Linked DNA regions of Homo sapiens: region 2 is linked to region 1. A link is a loop called in an ENCODE intact Hi-C map of the cell type or tissue named here. Cell type or tissue: Calu3. All regions are shown on one strand. Each heading gives the region's core, and the rest is flanking DNA. Links, peaks and the distances in the headings are about the cores only.

What was found. Peaks named below come from ENCODE experiments on the same cell type or tissue, not always from the same donor. Only the 100,000 strongest peaks of a DNase experiment are listed, where the experiment ranks them.
Region 2: it touches region 1 in a loop (2.7-fold over the local background); 15 of 110 quality-filtered maps call a loop at or near these places.

What each region holds. Positions count from the first base shown.
Region 1 is chr2:111,666,153-111,669,070 of GRCh38, reverse strand. No RefSeq gene overlaps it. Among named protein-coding and RNA genes, the nearest start is that of MIR4771-2, 100 kb to the left of the region's middle. In Calu3, for the core only: no CTCF peak of the experiment used is centred there; a DNase peak (open chromatin) is centred at 1,330.
Region 2 is chr2:111,616,585-111,619,502 of GRCh38, reverse strand. LOC107985933 (a long non-coding RNA gene) reads left to right here. Exons shown (of 3, transcript XR_001739641.2): 1 at 1-1,635. Among named protein-coding and RNA genes, the nearest start is that of MIR4435-2HG, 120 kb to the right of the region's middle. RefSeq lists enhancers at 1,224-1,896, 2,620-2,918. In Calu3, for the core only: no CTCF peak of the experiment used is centred there; a DNase peak (open chromatin) is centred at 1,522.

The DNA.
Region 1 (2,918 bases), core at 264-2,763:
TTAGTTTTACATGTGAATTTGTGTGGGTCGCAGGACACTCTTGGATGTGTCTGTGGGGTGTTTCAGAATGAGGTTAGTATTTGAATCAGTGACTCTGTCAGGGAGACCTCTCTCCCCAGTGTGGGTGGTGCCATTCAATCCACTGAGGGCCTGAACAGAACACAAGACAGAGGAAGGAGGAACTTGCCTCTTTTCTACCTCACTGCTTTAGCTGGGGCATCTCAACTCATTTTCTCCACCCTCGGCCTGGGATGTATATCATTAGCTCTCTGGGTTCTCAGGCCTTGGGACTCGGTCTGAATTACACCACTGGGTCTCCAGCTTGTTGATGGCAGATCATGGAGTTTCTCAGGTTCCATAATGTGTGAGCCAATACCTCAGAATAAATCACACACACACGCACACACACACACACACACACACACACGTACATGTATTCACTGTTTCTTTGTGTAGCCTCAGATTTGCAGTGGAACATAATGATAGACTTGGTGTCTTAGCCACAATCCATTTGGAGTGAAAACCTAAGGCAGGCAGAAATCAAATGGATGCAGCACAGGCGAGCGCCCAAGTTGGGGCTTAGCCCAGGAGGGTTCTTGGTGTCACTCAGGAAAGAATTCATGTGTGAGCTGGAGGTGTCAGACAGCAACTTTTATTGAAGCGGCAGTGTACAGCAGCAGCAGAGGAACTGCTCCTTGCAGAGCAGGGCTACCCATAGGCAGTGTGCCCGCAGAAGCAGCTCAGGGGAAGTTCAGCAGTTATAGTTATACCCACTTTTAATTACATGCAAATTAAGGGGAGGATTATGCAGAAATGTTTAGAAAAAGGGTGGTAACTTCTGGGTCATTGCCCTGGAAAGGGTTGATAACTTCCAGGTGTTGCCATGGCAGTGGTAAACTGACATGGCAGTGGTGGGCATGTCTTATGGAGAGGTACTTTAGCCTCTTACCTGTCTCAGCCAGTCTTTAATCTGGTCTGGAGTCCAAGCCCTGCCTTCAGAGTCGAGTCCCACTGCCTACCTCAAAACTGGACAAGGAAGTTTCAAAAATCTGAGGAGAAACAACCCCTGTCAGGCATATTTCATGAATGCCATCAACAGGACCACATTGGATACTACAGCTAAAGTCTTATGGCTAAAGTCCTCAGAGCTTCATGTGCTTCCAGAAGGGCCATTCCATAGAATTCCTTCGTTCCTCAGGCTGACGGTCTAGAGCTGGTATTGGAGAGAGCTGGGCAGGCTGGTGCCCTCTGGGCCCAGGGCTGTGATTTCTGCAGTGCCTTGGCCTCTGCCTGTGTGAGCCTCTGTTCTCCTCTGTGGAATGCAGGTCACAGAGCCTGCCCTGCAAGACTGTTAAGAGTCAGCAAGGGGCTCCACACTCCATGGTTTTCTTACTTCCTTTTCCTTCCTAGATAGGGCTGGTATCCACCTCCCTGATTTTAAGAGGTTTCCTTGTCCTCTCTCCTCTGCTCTCTTTTCCTTTCATTTTAAAGTACCTTTATAACTTTTCAGCAAAAGTTTTCTTATCACCGCTTAATGTTGTCCTTTTGGGCTTAGGGATATCTTAACAGAATTTCCTGGATCAGCTGTTTCTTTTAAGACATAAAAATCGCAAATTAATTACATTTATTTGGTGCCTACTGTGTGCCTTTGCCTGTAATATGTATACCAGTGAGAAATAGAAAAGAATTAGAAGCTGATGCTGATACGGTTTGGCTCTCTGTCCCCACCCAAATCTTATATTGCAGCTCCCATAATTCCCACGTGTTGTGGGAGGGACCCGGTGGTAGATGATTGAATCATGGGGGCGGGTCTTTCCCATGCTATTCTTCTGATAGTGAATGGGTCTCACGAGATCTGATGGTTTTAAAAACGGGAGTTTCCCTGCACAGTCTCTCCATTTGTCTGCTGCCATTCATGTAAAACGTGACATGCTCCTCCTTGCCTTCTGCCATGATCGTGAGGCTTCCCCTGCCATGTGGAACTGTAAGTCCAATTGAATCTCTTTCTTTTATAAATTGCCCAGTCTTGGGTATATCTTTATCAGCAGTGTGAAAATGGACCAATACAGATGCTTTTCAAAAAAAGGGTTTACTTCTTTATTTTCTTTACCATAGTGAGTGCCTGAAATTAATAACATTTTAATAAACCTTTGTTTCAGTAGAATCTTGTCTATACCTAATACTGTTGCCATTATAACCACCACCACCACCATCACCACCACCATCAGCTCCACCATCATCACCACTGGTACTGCTAATGCTGCTGTCACCATCATTGCTGCCACTAATATCACCAGTACTGCCAGCACTACCACTAACACCACCGTCACCACCACCATGACTACTAATATCACCATTACTGCCGTCACTACCAATGACACAACCATCAACACTACCATGAATACTAACAACACCATCATGGCCACTGTTACCAGTAACACCACCATCACCATCACCACCATCATTGCAGTTATACCACCATCAATGGTCATCACCACTACTATTACCATCATCACCACCATCACCTGTATCAACATTACCATCACCACCACCAATCCCATCAGCATAACATTACTACTACTACCGCCCCCCCAAGATCCCTGCCATCACTGTCACTACCACCGCTACCACTAACACCACTGTCACCTTTACCTCAGTCCCAACATCACCATCACCATCATCATCTCTACTACAATCACTCACCACCACTACAATGATCATCACCACCTCTGTTGCCATCACAACCACTACCATCACCTCCATCATAATCCCCATCACCACCACCAGCAGCATCCTCACCACCCTCATCCCACATGTGGACCACACTCAGAGCAGAGGTTTTCAGATTACACTTGTAAAACCTTCTTCAGTCTGAGACAAGCCCCATGATTTGTTTCTCATATTGCAGTTTCTCATAA
Region 2 (2,918 bases), core at 195-2,694, 49 kb after region 1:
TGTTGACGTCAGCACTGCCACAAACACGTGGGTAATGTGTTGTGCTATGATGTTATGTGCTATGGCTGGAAGAAGTCCTGGTGAGCCTGGAAGAAGAATTCTGTTGACGGATGGACCACTTGAATTGGCTGCCTGTGATGGACCCAGAAGACCCACTCACATATGGAAATGATGTTCTTTTTGCACCAGAGCCTCCTTGTTCCTGAATACAGTCATGTGTCACTGTATTTGCGACATGTGGAAGAAACAAAGGTGCTACCCTCCAAAGGCATGGCTGAGCTTAGGAAACGGAAGGGTGGGGCAGGTGGAAGCTGTTTGAACCTTCTCCCAAACCCATTTACTTAACAATGGTGATTTCGTCATTGTGTGAACATCACAGGGTGTACTTACACAAGCTTAGATGGCATAGCACTGTCACTTGGTGATAGGAATTATTCAGCTCCTTTATAATCTGAGGGAGCCACTGTGGTGTATGTAATCTGTCATTGACCAAAATGTTCTGACCATAGATCCTCACAACCCAGGCGTCCTCTGGAGAGATGTCCCATCTCTGAGGGATTGTGAAAGGAAACCGGAGAAAGGCAGTCAAGAGACCAAGAATGATAGTCTGTGAAGACGTTTTTCAGGGTGAAGGGGAAGTAAAGACTTGGCTGCAGAGGGGAACCCGGGGCCTTCGCAGCCAGGAGGCTGAGGCCTCAGCAAGGCAGAGAGTGCCCACTGGCCTTGTGTCGCCACCAGCTGGGTTCGTGCATCCACCAGCAGGAGCTTCTCCTGGAAGGGGGGTGGGGAACATCTTCCACGGAGTTGGGCCAAGGGCACTTTCTCTCTGCCACAGGCTGGAGAGTCATCTCCTGCTCTCTCAACTGTAAAAACATGCTGATGTGGCCAAGGGAAACAAAATGCCCCTCCCTGCCTGGGAGTTCAATCCATGTCCCTTTAACAGCTGGCTGAGATGGAGAACAGCATCTCCTTCCAAATCAATGACTGTTTTTTTTGGATCCCCCTTCAGCACCCCAATCCCAGGACTTGGGGCTTCCCGGTGAAAGCTGCTGATTTCTGTGACCTCTTGGATGGATGCCTTGCGTCCCAAGGGCAAAGATCACGCTCAGATCCCTGTCTGGGGCCTCACTTCTTGGCCGCCTGTCTGCCGCTCATGCTGCTGCCGCCTCCCCAGGGCTTTTTGGAGGATAATCTAGAAAGAGGCAGCCTGGTATGCATACGGAACGGAAAAAGTAATGATTCTGGAACTGGCTGGATCTAATTTAAAATCCTGGCTCTGCAACATGCTGGCTGGGTGACTGTGGGCAGAGCCTGGCTCCCATGTGTCAGGCACCCTGTAACTTCTCCAAGAGCCCTGCAGATTCAGAACATCAACCCCACTTCCCTGGGTTGGGGGAGGCAGAAGAGCTGCCCGGGCTACGCAGGCCAAGGCAAGACCAAGCTGGATTTGAGCCCATGCTGTTCTGACCACAAAGCCACCCTCTGTTGTCCACGTGACACTCCAGTGCCACAGGCTGGGAGTGCCCCAGGAGCACTGGAGTTCCTGTAGGTCCCATAGCTCTTCCTATGGGTGGAGGTGAGGGGTGCACAGGAAACTCTTCCTGCCTGGAGAAGGTGCATGCACACGTGCGTAAGGTATGCATTCTACTCATGGGTGGCACATTTATTTAACTATTCCTTTACAGTCAGACATGGCGATCACTTCCAGTTTACTGTTCATCAGTAAAGCTGTGTAAAATATTCAAAATCCCAAGTCTTTTCTCCATTCCTACTTCCTTATGAGACATACCTGAAAGCCGAGTCACTGTGTCTCTGTATGAAAAATGCAGGCCTTAAATAAAATACCTGTTGTTAAATTGCCATCAATAAGGGCTCTGGTGGGACTTGTACTCCCCCTGCTCAGAGACTTTTTCCCTGTAGCTGGAGGCTGTTTGTGAGTTAAGGTCAAGGCTATGTTGTTTTGATCTTTGGTTAAGACTAACAAAATACCCAGTGTGTGTATGTGCGTGTGTATGGGGGGGAGGGGAGGGCTGCAAAATCAATTTCTACCACAAAAGGGCACCCTCAGTGCCCTCTCCACTGTTTTCCCAATCTATTGTTTAAATCCCACGGTGCATAGGCAAATGCACAGAGAATGTAAGGAAATGAAAAAAAAAAACAAAAAAACAAAACAAAAAAAACAACCAGAGAGGAAAAAGAAAAAAGAAGAATCTTGCCTGGGATAGTGAGTATATAAGAGGTTTTCTTTTTCTAGTCAAAATGTTTTTACAGTAAAAATGGGAGGGGAGGGAAAGGATATCCTCAGCCAGACTATGAACCCAACCCTCTTAGATGTTAGACACTTGGGAACAGACAGGACCTGTCAATTAATTTTTAAGGTAAAAAATGTGGAGATCCTTTTGTTCCGCCTGGAAACTGAAGTCCAAGCGTGGTCTGTCTGCCCTCTGGCAAGGCAGGCTGCTGACTTTTCTCTCCAGCTGTGCACCTGTGTGCAGGTGCCTCTCAGGTGTCATGCATCGAAGTGAAGTTGCTCTGACCCAGCCTCTGAAGAGGACAGAGGGGCTCTGATGCTGCTCCAGTGAGCACTCTGTCGGCTGAAGTGCGGGTGCTCAGGCTCTGGCTGACCAGGGCAAGCGTGGGGTGAGAAAGAGCAGCCGCATCTGGATGTGCAGGCCAGTGATGCCCAGCAAGGCTGCATTCCTCAAACCCCAGGGACAGGGAGCCATGGACTTCACCTGGTGACCTTCAGATTCTGCCCTGAGCTTAACACGGTACAGGGGGAGGGCAGATACCATCTTCATTTTACTTCTGGCCTCCTCAGTCACTGGGAATGGTGATGCCAGGACTTGACTGTAATTGGAGATAGGCCCTTTGAAGAGGTACTTAAGTTAAAATGAAGCTGGTAGGGTGGACCCTGA